Linked DNA regions of Homo sapiens: region 1 is linked to region 2. A link is a loop called in an ENCODE intact Hi-C map of the cell type or tissue named here. Cell type or tissue: heart left ventricle. All regions are shown on one strand. Region 1 holds the start of LINC02487 (long intergenic non-protein coding RNA 2487). Region 2 overlaps AFDN (afadin, adherens junction formation factor).

Evidence for each region. A loop is a pair of places that touch in the nucleus more often than their neighbours do. Peaks named below come from ENCODE experiments on the same cell type or tissue, not always from the same donor. Only the 100,000 strongest peaks of a DNase experiment are listed, where the experiment ranks them.
Region 1: a loop joins it to region 2, with 2.4 times the contacts of the local background. A loop is called at or near these places in 4 of 110 quality-filtered maps.

What each region holds. Positions count from the first base shown.
Region 1 is chr6:167,694,958-167,702,957 of GRCh38, forward strand. LINC02487 (long intergenic non-protein coding RNA 2487) reads right to left here and starts at 1,332. Exons shown (of 7, transcript NR_117092.2): 1 at 1,247-1,332; 2 at 959-1,130; 3 at 378-420. RefSeq lists enhancers at 4,342-4,421, 4,562-4,711. In heart left ventricle, no CTCF peak of the experiment used is centred here; a DNase peak (open chromatin) is centred at 4,634; H3K4me3 peaks cover 832 bases; H3K27ac peaks cover 1,967 bases.
Region 2 is chr6:167,894,094-167,902,093 of GRCh38, forward strand. It overlaps AFDN (afadin, adherens junction formation factor), which reads left to right. Exons shown (of 34, transcript NM_001386888.1): 10 at 2,785-2,879; 11 at 4,112-4,374. Among named protein-coding and RNA genes, the nearest start is that of AFDN, 71 kb to the left of the region's middle. RefSeq lists an enhancer at 1-195. In heart left ventricle, a CTCF peak has its summit at 4,794 (motif pointing left); no DNase peak of the experiment used is centred here.

The DNA of each region.
Region 1 (8,000 bases), 200 kb before region 2:
AGACCAGCCTGGCCAACATGGTGAATCCCCATCTCTACTAAAAATACAAAAAATTAGCTGGGCATGGTGCCGGGTGCTTTTAATCCCAGCTACTCTGGAGGCTGAAGCAGGAGAATCGCTTGATCCCAGAAGACACAGGTTGCAGTGAACTGAGTTCACGCCATTGCTCTCCAGCCTCGGCCGCAAGAGCTAAACTCAGTCAAAAAAAGAAAAAAAAAAAAACAGAGAGAAAAGGCATATTACTAGTACAACAAACGACAATAATTTTTCTGGCAATTGGACTGACACCAGATTTCCCACAAACTATGTTGAGCTAAACTACTGTTTAATAGGGAGAGCAAGAAAGACATTTTTGGACAATGTCTAGAAGAACTTACCACTTGTGGAGCGCTGCTGAAATGACAACTGTGGAAGAGTTTCCTGAGTAAGAAGCAAATTAAAACCAGAAAGAAAAATGGGATTCACTAGGAATGTTGAGTAATGCGATATACAAAAATATTAGTAAATGTGAACATTGATGATAAAAAAATCAATAATAATAATAATAACAAAAACAACAGTGGCAGCCATGAAGACTCTAAGGGCTTAATAACAGCCTGAAACTACAATGCCAGCCCAGTAACAAAGAAGGTCAGTCAGGGCTGTAGATACTAAAGTGTTCTGAGGTCCACCTGTTCTTCAGAGCAGGGTATGGATATTGGTTTTTTAGGTCTTATTATGTGCAATAGGCTAAAATTTTTTGAGTAAGCACTAAAATAATAGATACAACTTCTAGGCCCTGAAGGAAAAGAGAGAATAAAACACAATCATTTCAATCAAAGACAAAAAACTAAATACTAAAAAAAAAAAAAAAAAAAAAGGCAAGGAAAATCATGACAAATGGAGAGAACAGAATGAGGTGGTGGTGGGAAGTCCACAAACACGAAGAACACGAGAAATACACGCAGTCGCCACTCACCAGGTGAGACCGCCGTGGTCTCCTGTTGCTGCACACAGAGGCACCGTCTGTCAGGAGCTTTCTGGGCCTCATCACAGATTCGGCAGTGGCAGATCTGACTGGGAACCAGCGAAATCATTGCCCCGGGGTTTCTCACTCAGACGGTCTAAAGACCATGCTTTGAGAAACACTGCTGAAACATGAAAGAAACAGTCTCTGTCCTTCGTTTGCAAGGCCTTCCACTCACAATAAAATCCGTATTTCACACAATTATGCAGAATGATGCTCATTTAATGAGTTAATTCTCACCCCCCTCCCAGTAGTGTGGCCCCATTAGTCTCAGTGGGCCTGTTGGGAGTAAAAGCCGTGGCCTCCTAAAAGCTGCAACCATAGACCAAGACCAAGCTTTCTGCTTCCTTATAAAGGCCTACCTCAACTCCCCCGCCCCTTCCCATCCTCTGATGGGGGAGGGCAGGGCAAGGTGGGCGTGGAGCCTGGGGGTGCACGCTCACGCACATCTCTATGACCAAGCAACTTCACTCCTGAGGATTCGTCCAAAGAAATATTCACGAAGTCCACAAGGATTTACAGACAAAGATCTCTATTGTAACATTGTCTGTAATAGCAAAAATTGGAAAGAACCCAAATGTCAATCAACAGGGATTTGGTTAAATAAATCATGGTAGAGCCATGCAAGGCAGCCATTAAAAAGAATGAAATAGATCAATAGGCATTGATGTGCAAAGAAGTCTGAGACATATTATTAAGTTAAAAAAATGTGCCAGAGCCATATGTAGAGCATGATCCAGTTCTTATAAGGATGAACTCATGTGCCACCTTTGTCTCAGAACAGGCAGCGAGAAACAAAACGTGAAGGGTGTTTACCAGGCTCTGGCTCGAGGGGCAGTGGAGATGATGGAAGTATTTAATTTCTGATCTTTTTCCATTTCTCCACTGTTTAGGTTTTTTTGTTTGATATTTTTAACTAGGCTGTATTTCTTTTACGGACAGGAAAAAAGCAATAAAGAGTTTTTTAATGTAAAGTTATCTTTATATGAGTTTTTAAAATTGCTATTGTTCTTTGTAATAAGAAGGGATTTATCCTGACACTTCTGGCTATATGTGATCTGTTTCTCTACTGAGAATCTTCATCTTCAGGATTATTGCTGTTACACGAACCAGCAGGGCCACATTCTCGCTTTCTTTTCTCTCTCTTTTTTCTTTTTTTCTTTTTCTTTTTTTTGGACTTTTATTTGTAGGGGGAGGAGTATGGGCTGTGAAAGACACATTTGGCGAAGGATTCTTTTTGTTTTGGCAAAGAATTACTTTTTATCATATACTACAGGGTATCTTTTTCAAACAAAGCACTCAGAAATGCAAAACTAATTTCATTTATTATAAGATTTGTGCACACATGATCTATACTGACAGGAAACACTGAGATAATCGAAATAACTTCTTTATATCCTTCACAATCCTTACACAACATTCACATACCACGAAAACCTTTGTTTCATGAATGAATCACAGAATATTCTCTTGGTGATGGCAAGTCAGTGCCGTGGGTCCGTGAGTGTTGGCAGAGCTGCACCTCTGAGGGCTGTCTCCAGGCGGCCACTCTGGAACTGCTGGCCGCTCTCTTCCTTTCAATCACACCATCTGGCTGCACTCGGAGCATCTGTTCTGAGCTGCAGCCTCAGGGCGGTGGCCTTGCCCCTGCCATCGTGGCGTGCCATCTCCTCCTGTCTGTTCTTTTAATATTTTAAAGAGAGCCATTGATTTTCAGCAGGAAAAGGCTTTTCGCTTTTCTACTTTCCTGAGCAATAAGCTAGGTGCAAGGGCAGAAATTTCTTTAAAGTGAGGTTCGAAGGCTGTAAACAGGTCTGTGTCCAAACTACCAGCCTCCAGTTCCTCTGCCACCGGAGTCCATCCTACGGGTCAGGGCAATGAGGTCTCAGGTGCCTCAGAGCTCACAGACCCTCGTAAGGAGTTCCCCGGCCTGTGCCCATCCCTACCCAGGGAACTGCAGGAGGGTAGAAATTGTTACCCATTTGGAGCTCTTTTCACCTCCTAGGCACTTTGTGGTCACTATTTAATGTAACACCTACACCATAAGAGAATTACAATTTCCCCTCCTTTCCAGATGAGGGAGTTGCGAATTAGGGCAATTAGAAGGCTTGCAGAGGTCACATGGTCAGTCTACACCGCAGCTGAGGTTTGAACCCAGGCTGTCTGTTTTTGGGTACCAGATGCTTAACCACCAGGCCCTGGGGATGGGTTGGTGGGTAGCCTGGAAGAGGACTAGTAAAAAACCACTTGCTCTCAGACGGGGATGCTCCAGCCTGGATCAGCCACTAAGCGACCCAAGGCAGAAGCAAGAGGCACCTTTAGGAGAAACACGCGAGTCCCAGGAGATGTCATGGCACCCGTGGGAAGAGCTGGGCGGTGTCATGGAGACCATCACAGCACTGCGAGGGCAGTGTGGGGAGCCCAGCATGTGGGGGCTGCAGTGGCCCCCATCGCACCTCCATCTATGTCACTCAACCACCATGATGGCCTGCGTGTCAGGCAAGAGCAGGCGGGGAGAGGAGAACCCTCTGCTGGTAGAGGGTCTGACATCAACAGGGCCACACGTCCCCTGCCAGGCAGCAATATTCCCCACCAGGCAGGAACAGGCTGTGTGTGCCCGCAGCTGAGTACCATGGGGCAGTGTCCAGAACCTGTCCCCACCAGCCCGGATGCCGTGCCTCCAGCCCCTCCCTCTGCAGCAACCAGGTCTAGGGTCTAGGACACAGTCCATCCCCCAAGCACTGGACGGCCTGCAGGGCAATACGACGTGGAGCCTGCTCTGCAGAACCAACTCTTCCTGCAAGCAGCCCAAAGCCTGGAGCTAGGAGACTGTAGACGGCCCCCTCCCTGGCTGCTGTCTAGATTCCCAGATCCAGCATGAAAGCAAGGCCCCACGCTGGGGGCTCTATGGCCCCAGACGGAAAGGCCCCACGCTGGGGGCTCTATGGCCCCAGACGGAAAGGCCCCACGCTGGGGGCTCTATGGCCCCAGACGGAAAGGCTCCACGCTGGGGCCTCTGCCACACTTGCCCTGTGAGTAGAGCTGGGTCCCCAGCCTCCACTGTCCGCTTCTTCCCCAACTAGAACACAGACGGAGGGGATGTGAGAAGTCTCCCCCCAGCTGCAGCCACAGGGACCACTTCTTCCTGCTGACAAAACCAAGATTGTGTTCAAATTCCTACCCATCCTCGCACCCTCTCATCTTGTGGGGTTTCCTCCCCCAGCTGCAGGGAGGCCAGCTGGATTAGCCTGACTGGCTGGTCCCCAGCCTGGCACACATCAGAAACATCTGGGGACCTGGCTTCAAGTGGACTGCAGGGCCCACTCCGAGCTCTGTGGTGCGGGGGCTGCGGTTCTAACACGCTGTGCTCTGGCAGAGCCACAGCCATGCAGCTCAGCGCCTGACGGTGCCTCCTCTGAGGAAAGTGCTGGGTCCTGGGTGAGGACGGGGCTCACATCAGCCCAGTCGGGCTAGAGAGAAGGACTCAGGTTCCCCGTGGCTGGGGCTGAGTCCTGTCTCTGACACCACCCAAAGCTTCTTCTCATCTCTGACTGCAGGAGCCAGCCTGGGGACAAAGCTGGCCCTGGGACAGCAAGGGTGGGGAGAGGAGCCCAGCCTGATGCCACGGCTCAGCCCTGGCTCATCCCCCTCCCACGGTGACACCCGCCCTGTGCTTCCTGCTTCCTGGTGTGTGAAGTAAGACATTTCCTCTTTTCTTTTAAAAGCAGCTTGAGTCAGAGTTTCTGTCTCTTGTAGCTGAAAGCACCACCTATTTCCTTTCATGGCTAAAATCCATTTACCCGCAGTCCTAGAACCAAAAAATCCAGCACACGACCGCTGGAGGAAACTGGAGTCAGCCACAGACCTTCCTCCGCACCTCGCGGTGGAGGGGACCCTGGATGAGGGGCCATCCCCAGGGAGCTTCCAGGAGCCTGTGTCTTCGGGAACAGAGCGCCAGTCAGGGTCATAAACCCTCATGTTTTTGTTTTAAGTTGTCCTTCAGAACCATTAGTACAAGGAAATGTTATCTTCTAGGCCTATTAGGAGATTAGGGGGAAAAAAGTACTGTATTTTAAAAGAAAGTACTGCAGGTCCGTGATTTGGTAGTTACTTTTACTTAAGAAAAAATGTTATACTGAGTTTTTAAGTTGAAAAGTGAATTAACTTAAAAAAGTATAAGGTAAATAATGCTGTATGTGGTAAGAAAATACAGCTAAAATTATGGTGATGGAAAAAAAGACTAAAGTTGGAGAATTGTAGAGCATGAATATCACATCATAGATGATTGTGTGTCCCCTGTGGAAATGAGACTAGGGGCTCCCAAATAAGGAGCTGTGGAGAGCAGTGCGAATGCATCTCGCCTCGCCTTTACCTATCCCAGAGTCAGTGTGAGGAAGTGACTCGCAAAATACTCTCAGCACTCAGGAGAAAAGAGTCACACACAAAACATGCAGGCGAAGATGGCCTCAGGTTTCCACTGTGCAGTGCTGGGCACCAGAGCCCGATGAACAGCAGAGTCCAGGGAGGAGGGAAAATGTGGTCCTCAGGGCCCAGCACAGGCAAATCTTCCTCCCTGTGTAGACAGGCTTGTATGTTTGACATCGCGTTCTTGCCTGCTGGTCAATAGAGAGAACTTAATCAAAAGCGTAGGAATTATGTCAAATATGCAAGAGCATACAAAGTATACACCTTCCTGGGAAAATGAACTGCAAAATACATTCAGTCAACTGAGATAAGAAGCAAAGATTAGCTCAAAAATGTAAAAGTCCCGCTATAGAAATGTTGGCCAAGTCCCCAGAGACTGGTTAAAATAAGTGGCATAAGAAATTTCTACACATAAAAATTAGCCGGGCGTGGTGGCGGGCGCCTGTAGTCCCAGCTACTCGGGAGGCTGAGGCAGGAGAATAGCTTGAACCTGGGAGGCGGAGGTTGCAGTGAGCTGAGATCACATCATTGCACTCCAGCCTGGGTGACAGAGCGAGAATCCATCTGAGAGAGAGAGAGAGAGAGAGAGAGAGAGAGGCAGGGAGGGAGGGAGAGAGAGACAGAGAGAGAGAAAAGGAAGAAGGGAGGAAGGGAGGAAGGAAACTTCAAAATCTATTTATGATACTCAGTTCCTATAAAATCTACAAAATAAAAATTTGGCTAAAGAAACGATCAGGAACAGGAACCCCGGATTAAATGAGTGCAAGGCCAGACGGGGAGCACGGGAGCGTGAGGAGAGTAAATGTCCTTCCGCGGCCTTTCTCCCAAAACACACACACACACCGCGTCTCATGGAGTGGTATTTCACAAATACGTTAGGTAATTATTTTGAAAAGCTTAAACATACACAGTCGTGTAACTTTAAATAAGCTGTGTGATGTTGTAAAATGACAAAGATAGTGACGGCAGAGAATATAGCCCATTCACAAATGCCAGAGTAAGATATGCCACATGGTACCCTAAAGAAAAAAGACTCAAAAAAAGATGCATGATGTGGAAAATAAGCTCTTCGGTTCGAGAGTATGTTTGATTCATGCTCTCCAATTCTCAAGCTTTAGTAACTGTTTTCTATCACCATACTTTTAACTATGTTTTCTTACCACATACAGTGTTATTTACCTTATGCTTTTTTTAAGTTGACTCACTTTTCAACTTAAAAACTCAGCATAGCATTTTTCTTAAGTAAAAATAATTACCAAAGCATGGGCCTGCAGTACTTTCTTTTAAAATATAGTACTTTTTTCCCCTAATATCCATTAAAATCAAACTATTCTGCATGCATTACCTGAAATGATTTCTCAAAACACCAATGATATGTCTTCCACACCTGGGAAACACTTGTCAAGCACTTAATAAATAGTACTTGATAAGTTTAACTTATTTGCTTTCTATTTATCATAGATCACAAAGAACAATGATGGCCGGGCACCATGGCTCATGCCTGTAATCCCAGCACTTTGGGAGACTGAGGTGGGTGGATCATTTGAGGTCAGGAGTTCAAGACCAGCCTGGCCGAATGGTGAAACCCCACCTCTACTAAAAATACAAAAATTATCCAGGCAGTAGTGGCGCACACCTGTAATCCCAGCTACTTGAGAGGCTGAGGCAGGAGAATTGCTTGAGCCCGGGAGGTGGAGGTTGCAGTAAGCCGAGATCACGCCACTGCCTGGGTGACAGAGTGAGACCCTGTCTCAATTAAAAAAAAAAAAAAAAGAAAAAGAAAAAAGGAAAACCATGGTTTTAGCAATTATGAGGCTTTTGAAATTTAAAGCTTTAAAAGCAGAGCCGACAATCAACCATTAAGAAGAGTAAGATGCTAAAAATTCACACACAAACACTTATACTGAAATATAGTCAGGTGTCACCTAATGATGGGGATCCATTCTGAGAAATGCATCATTAGGCAATTTCATCAGAGTGCACCGACACACACCTGGGCGGAGCAGCCTGCTACACACCTGGGCTGCGTGGTGGAGCCTGTTGCTCCAGGGCTGCAGACCTGTGCCCTATGTGACTGTGGGGAATACTGTGGGCAACTGAAATACAATGGTAAGTATTCGTGTATCTAAACATAAGAAAGGGACAATAGAAAATACAGTATCAAAGATTAAAAATGCTGCACCTGTTTAGGGCACTTAGCATGAATGGGGCTTGTAGAACGGGAAGTTGCTCTGGGTGAGTCAGTGAGTGTGTGGAGCGTGAATCTGAAGGCCCAGGTCGTGACCATAACTACTGCAGGCTTTATAAACACTGTACACTTAGGATATATTAAATTTATGCAAAATAGTTTTCTTTTCGAAATAGTAGATTAACCTTAGATTACTGTAACTTTTTTATGTTATAAACTTAAATTTTTTTAACTTTTTGACTCTTTTATAACACTTTGCTTAAAACACAAACACATTATACAGCTGTACAAAATTATTTTCTTTCTTTATATTCTCATTCTATAAGCTTTTTTCTATTTTTTCATTTTTTTTTTTAACTTTTAAAATGTTTCTGTTAAAAA
Region 2 (8,000 bases):
ATTTACTGGAAGCTTGTTTTGTGTCTTTATTTTCCCAGGTTCACCCTGGGAAGGAACTGAAGGCAAAAGCAGCAGTGGCTGTGGAGGGATGCTGGGGAGTAAAGACAGAGTGCTGTTTCAAAGCACTCGTTGGGCGGTGCTCAGCCAGTCTGCCTCCCTTCATCTGTAGAATAGGAAAACTTTCTGGTAGCAGTGCCGTTACTGTCTGTTGTGGGGTTACTTAGATTTGTCTCTGCTCTTCAAGGTGCTCCAGATTTATTGTCATTATCTACGGGGAAGAAAGAGACTCAGGCACTTTGGGCAGAAATTGACTATTTGTAGAATACTTGTTGAGGAAGGGGAGAAAATTTGGGATTTTTGTTTTTGGCAACGGTTTTATATGTTACTCCCTGTGAGATAACTGTCCTTCTAATTTGGAGAGGGAATGGACTACTGCACTCTCCCTTTCCTCCCCAGCTCAAACCAAACATCCCTTTATCCACTGAATCCTGTGGCCACCATTTAGGTTCTTCAAAATCTGTAACAGCTTTAACTATGGTTTCCTATTATTACTGTGAAGTAATAAGAGAGCCTGGGAAGGATGTTTATCTCTCTATCTGTTGACAAATTTCTATTACCATGGTGAGGTGAGGAGAAGGGAGAGACTGAGAAAGCAGCTTCTGTCTCTCCCTTTCTCTGTTTTGAAATCTGTTGATGTAGAAAGGTGTGTGATAGCTCTTTATTGTCTCATAAGAGACCTTTCAGAAGCATTCAGAATTCGGAAGAATATGAATGTGAATTTTTCTTTCATCTCTAAACACATTTTTCATGTTCTGTTTTTAACTTTGCGTTGAAATGTTCTTGTTTCACACATGATTACTTATTTACTGCTTTTGCTTTCTTTATAATTTATTTGTGTCATTTCTCTGTGACTATATTGCATTCAGTTTTCTTTATTTTTATATAAGTATTCACTGCTGACACATCAAGTCTTTATTGATTGCTAACTATGGACCGTATGTGGAGTGATCAGTGCCAGGGTAAAAATTTTTTTTTTTTTGTAAACCTAGCCACCAGGGAGCTCAGAGATGAGGGAGATAAGTAGATGGAAATCATCATACGATACGGTTAGTGGTACAATTAATGTAACAGATGGGGTGCTCTGGGAGTAGATAAGGGGGACACATTTCTTAACTAGGGGGGTTCATTAGAACTGCCTTTGGTGGTTAAAACACACAAAATAGTAAACATTACTGGAGGATTTGGACTCAGCAGGTCTAGAAGGGAGCTACCTATGTCCAGGAAAAGCCCCAGATGATTTTGATGTCTTGTTCAGATCAGGACTTTAGAGCAGTTAGAGTTGAAAATAAATGTTTCAACACGATGTGAAGCAGCACAGATGATGAACAATTTCTTAATGGGTGTTAGGCATTAGTGTCTCTCAGGTACTTCAGTCTCATCTTACCTTTACTCGATGTCACAGATTTCTGAAGTATTTCAGAAATAGAAAATTTTGTCATTAGAATGTAACTTTGTGTACCCTAAAATTAACATCAGTTCTAACAGGACTTGCATTTTTATGGTGTCTTTTGTCTGTGAGAGTTTAGCGGTACCACTGCTGAGAGATTTTAGCAGTCTCAAACTCTGTGCACGCTCATACTCCAAACTGTTTAACGTGTGAAACTCTCAAAGCTTACGTTCCTAATTGCAGTGACTAGAGATTTTAACAGGTAATGGAATCAGCGGGTTTGAAAGTTATAAGGCACTCATAAAGCAGATCTTGGCGACTCTTACTGGTTTGGCCTTTTCCTAAGCTTTGGTGGGTGGTGTGCTTGCCACACTAGACTGACTGCCATGGCTATGGTGCAGGTGCTAAGCTCTGCAGTTACATCATCATTCATGGGTTCTGGAAGGCACATTTTCTCATATGTCAACTCTGAAATCAGAATACCTCATTTTTAGTTAAGGTAATGAAGTGACATTGTCCTCATCTGGGATACAGTAGGTGAAGAGTGAGAAAACATGTCTAGGTGTATTGGGACTAGAGGGCTTCGGCAGAGCAGCTTCCTCCTCCTCCTCACCCCTTCCCTGTCATGGAAACACATGCTCATATAAATTAAACATTCCAACAGTTCATAAAGGTATAAAATGACAAAAAAAAAAAAGCCAAAAAACCCAGTCTTCCTTTTACTCCAGTTCTACTCCAGGGAGCTAACCACTTTTAACAGTAATTCTTGATCAGTAATGGACAGCAGAATTACTTGGGGTGATTTTTCAGAGGACACATGCTTAGGCCTCATCCCCAAGGATTTTCATCCAGGTCTGGGGAGCGCTATGAGAACTGCACATTTAAAAACCTCCGTCAGTGATTTAGCTGTGCCCTCAACCTGTATTGTGTTGTGTGCCATAAGGGCAGCAAGAATACTGCAGGAAAGATCTGGTCCGAAGGGAAGGCCTGTGTGTCTTTGATGAGCTTCATATTGCTACTACAGTTGCTCCTCAGAATCATTAACAAACGTCCAGGGCAGTGCGGTAGAGAAGCCTTTTTCAATGTAATAAGAATGTGGTGGAATTAATGCTAGTGTTAGCACTTTGTGTTAATCAGAAACTGATACGTTTATTTCTTATTTTGAATTTTCTGTATCCAGTTTGTTAAATTGTGTTACATAAGTTTGGAGAATTTTTTGAAAAGAAATCCTGAGAAATGAGAACTGTAGTGCCTGAGATAACCTTTTGTTTGTTGGAAATAACATGACAGTAATATTAGACTTTGCAAATAGAGCTGTCTTCCTTCTCTTCTCACAGATGGTTCTGACTCTAGAGATAAGCCAAAGCTTTACCGCCTTCAGTTAAGTGTTACTGAAGTTGGGACAGAAAAGTTGGATGACAACTCTATCCAGGTACGTAGTCTGAGCTTCCTGCTGCAACTCTGACATTCCAGGAGGCATAACGTATTGTACAGAGCCTGCCACATGGTAATGAAAGAAGGAATTATAATTACCGACTTGTATTTAAATATAAATAATTTATCTACTCTGGGTCACTTTTCTCTGCTTTAGTGTGGAAACAGCAGAATGTGAGTTTATGTTCAAGTTCCACCTCTAGAAATTTGGGCTGGTGATGACATTGCTCTGAAACTGCTTCCTTTTCTCTAAAAGATGGTGATGATACTTTTATAGGTCTATTTCAGGATTACAGGATATAACCTATGCAGAAGTGCTTATCACTGGAGGTCTGACCACATAGCATTAGGCATTCGGTAAATTCTAATTAAATTTAGCTTAATATGGTTCTCAAGTACTTAAAACAGAGCTTAACACATTATTTGAATAAATGAAGTCAGAATTTGTCACTTCTTTGAAGTTGAATTCAGGCGAATCACCCTTGCTCTGTACTTAGTTCTCAATTTGTAAGATGATGGGTTCAGATTGTTAATATCATTTTCAATTCTACCATTTCTTCTTTCTTAGCACAACACTAAAAATAATAATAGGAATCTTTAATGCTAATGATCTGTTTAGATTTGTCCATTAACCATCTAACAAATATTGGTTAAGATGACTGTATGCCTTTTTTTTTTTTTTTTTTTTTTTTTGAGACAGTCTTACTCTGTCAGCAGGCTGGAGTGCTGTGGCACGATCTCGGCTCTCTGTAACCTCCAACTCCCTGGTTCAAGCAATTCTCCTGCCTCAGCCTCCTGAGTAGCTGGGGTTACAGGCACGCGCCACCACGCCTGCTAATTTTTGTATTTTTCGTAGAGACGGAGTTTCACCATGTTGGCCAGGATAGTCTCGATCTCCTGACCTCATGATCCGCCCATCTCGGCCTCCCAAAGTGCTGGGATTACAGGCGTGAGCCACCGCGCCTGGCCAACTGTATGCTTTTTAATGCAAAGTTACAGTATGCCTTAAGTCACTGGGTACTAAAAATAAAAGGTCTGATTGGTTTGACTTTTTTTTGACAGTTTAATTATTTTTATACGATTGAGGGAAATCCACTTTAAAAGGCACTAAAAATCCAGAGCTTATTAGGTTATATTTGTCATAAAAGGGGTACTCACGGTTTTAACATTCTGTGTTTAAATGCTGTGAACTTCATGATGGGAGTTTCTTTGGTTTCCTTCGGTTTCCAGTTGTTTGGCCCAGGAATTCAGCCCCATCACTGTGACCTTACCAACATGGATGGAGTGGTCACTGTGACGCCCAGAAGTATGGACGCAGAAACCTACGTGGAAGGCCAGCGCATCTCAGAAACCACCATGCTGCAGAGTGGCATGAAAGTGCAGTTTGGGGCGTCCCATGTATTTAAGTTTGTGGACCCCAGTCAGGATCATGCTCTTGCAAAAAGATCTGTGGATGGAGGCCTGATGGTTAAGGGCCCAAGACATAAACCTGGGTAAATAGATTAACCCTAAGATTTAAAATGTTTTGATTATACTTAAAGTAGTTCAGATTATTCATAGATATCTTGGCTTTTTATTTTTGTTTCAATTTTTAAAAAAATATCAAAGTGAAGTTTGTGATTTTGGTTCCTATTGTTAACTTGGGTTGGTTTTAGAGGAAAGAAGAAAGGTCTTGACTTTGTCTTAAAATTGGAATTTCTCACTGGTTTTAAATTGTTTATATTTAAACTTTGTTTTTTAGCCAGTATACTAAAACAGTACCTTTTCTTTTGTGAAAAAAACATGGTGTTCTTTGTAATTATTCAGTGTAACTAAGATTATAAAATTTTTTGAAGTATTCTTTTCTGTGACTGATAATGAAACACATTAAGATCTCTTAAGGAATTCAGAATATTTTAGCTCCACCTAGTGCTTTTCTGAAGACTTGCATTGTGGGCTTAGTAAGGGAAAACAGAAAGCCTTTCTTAATGACTATCTAGTAAAATTTTTTTGTAGGTAGGGAATATGACTTCTCCTTTGGTTTTACTTTTTAAAACATCCTGTTAAGCCACTTCATTGTCTATTTTTCATGCTGCTTAAAACAACTGAAAACTCCCCTAGATTGTAGGCTTTCTTCCTGAAGCACAGACATGAACCCGCGTGGTCTTCCCTGCTTGGCCTTTCCCATTGTTTTGTTCTACGGCATGCCTTTGATTAGCCACCCAGACCTTACACATTGGGCCACATATGACTATTTAGAATTAATGTCTTTCTCCAAGATGAATACTTGGTGGGTTATCACATATATTTATTTGTAAAGTTCACAGCTGTTTAAGATCCATCCCCAGCTGCTCACCTCACCTTGCACCCCAAGTGTCAGCAAATGACCATACCTGTGGCATCCAAGGAAACCAGCATGTGCTTTTCCTCCCTGCTTCCCAAGAAAATCCATTTCTTTCTAACACTTTCATCTTTAAACTAGTGTATTTAAACACCATCCTTCCATTCTTCACAGCTTTTAACTGTTTCTTTCTGAAGGTGATGTTTTTCATTGATCAGCCGTGTCCCTATTTCCTGTCCCTTGTCATTAGCTTTACATGGGCTCTTCCCTTCAGTAGCGAGTCATGATTTCATGCTTAGATGTTCATTTCAATCATCAGCTTTTCTTCAGCCCTGTTTCTTCCCTTCAGCATCAAAAATCTTGATCTGGTATATCCTGACTCCCTGTTTATTTTTTAGGCTCACTGAGGTTTGTCCAAAGAGATTATGTATTGTCTGAAACAGTTTCTTCCGCTGTGTGTTACATGTGGTCTCTCAATAGTACCTGTAGTTATTGCCCTTATATACAAATGCCCTTTATTCTTGAGTTGTAATATATTTCTTGTGACATGTGTTACTCCTAGTGTTACTGTCCATCTCTGTTCTCTGTATAAACACAATTCTAGTAGCAGCCTGTGTCCCACACCTAGTCTGCCCTTCGGTTTTGCTTGTAATGTTTTTATATGTGTGAGACAATCTCCTACTGTATTTTTGCCATGTGGATCCTGCTTTGGAAGCCTGCAGATGTCTCTTCCTACCATATTTCTGGCCAGCAGCAGAGATCATTGAAGAACATGGCTTAGGTTTCAATGAGGAGAATGTGCTGTGAAATTTTGTTACTATTGTTAGGTATTTTTCTGGCAAATCTGGTAAAAGCTGCTTGGCGGCTGAACATACCATCCATAAATTAGAAAGGACTCTTGTTTTTTTAGGAACATTAATTTTGCTCTAGTGTCAAACGATTGTGACAGATTCTGGCTAGATAACTCACATACCCTCCAATGCAGATTTCATAGTGTGTCTTCAAATCCTACTGATGGTTATAAACGAGTGGCAAAGTTTGATATTGATAGTTTGGGAATTTTAGGGCCTCCCGGTGATACACTGACTCATTAACTGATTTGTTAATCTAGTTTACAATTATCAAGTACCCAGGGCATGAGCTACTATTCTCTGAATGCTGGGAGGAGCGACCCATGATTGTTACAGTCAAAGGCCATAGTTTGATAATTTCAAAGTCATATTATAAAGTCACTTTGGTTGGTCTTGTCCACATATCCAGCCTGCAGTAAAAATGAGCCATGTTAAAACTTGAAAGAGGTAGCTTTGGTGGGAAAAGTTAAAGAATTTTGCATGGTGGAAATTTGTTGTTCTAGGATGATAATTGTAAGTGGAATCAAGAAGGCTTTGATTCTACTCACATACTACCCACAAGAGGAAGTTAGGGGTGGACACTGCTGTGTGCAGCTTTGGTAGGTGGCAGAGAAGCTGGCCTGCTGTCATTGTTACTCCTGTTGTCAGAGCCGATAGCTGGACTGAATCTCCCACTCAAACTGATGGGAGCCAGCAGGGCATTTCCATGTTTTTGTGAATATCTTGGTGATAGATTATGAGTATTTAATTTCAGAATATTGGTAATATATTGCAGAAAGTTGTGTGCAGAAAATTGACAATTATTTGGCCTTTAGTAAAAACTTTTACTCTTTCAAAAGTTACTATTTTAAAGCATGGTATTATTTTGCATTACAAAATGGTTTTATTTTCTTAGTGGTGAGATAGAGGAGAAATTTGTACCTGCTCTTCTAATCTGAAAAGTTGTTTTCAACTTTTACATTACTTCCTTGTTTCTTTCTATTGGTTGAGTGTAAATAAAAGTTTCCCATTACCATGCTGCTTTGAAATTAGACCATATATTAATATTTTTCAAGTATTATAACGGGACATTTCATTCTTTTTAAATTATGTTTTGCAGAAATCCAGGAAATTTAAATACTAATTCATCCTTGTTGGTTTCCAGGTGTTTTTAGGGCTTTTTTTTGTGGAGGTGGGGAGGGCACTCTCCAATGAGCTGGGACCAGTGAGTTGCATTCACCCTTCATTTGTGCTGAAGAATGTAGTCGGTCCCAGCTTGTTAGACTCTTCAATCTTCATAATGAGATTTTGCTTATGAGTTAGGTTTTCAAAGTGACATATTTAGAAATTTTGATATTTTGAGATATTTGAAGAATCAGTTTAAACTAGGATAATTTTTGATTTGCATGCTAACATTATCAAAAATGTCCCACTTTTTAATTTGTAGCCTAAGTAGTGATACTCATGTGCTTTACAAAAATAATCAGATTGACTTTCAAATAGGAGAGAAGCTCACCGCTGTTCCTCATGTGTCACTTTCCCTGTGTCCATAAATAGGGCCGCCGGCACTTCAACCTTGTACACCTCATTTATATGCCATTTGCTGCCTGGATAGACTTACATAATGAAATAACCTGGTTTTTTATGTTCCGTTTCTTGTATAGTTAAAAAAAAAAATATGATCGGGCCGGGCGTGGTGGCTCATGCCTGTAATCCCCAGCACTTTGGGAGGCTGAGGTGGGCGGATCACCTGAGGTCAGGAGTTCGAGACCAGCCTGGCCAACATGGTGAAACCCCATCTCTACAAAAAATACAATAATTAGCCGGGCATGGTGGCCCTTGTCTGTAATACCAGTTATTTGGGAGGCTGAGGCAGGAGTATCACTTGAACTGAGGAGGCAGAGGTTGCAGTGAGCCGAAATTGTGCTACTGTACTCCAGCCTGGGCAACAGAGTGAGACTTCATCTCA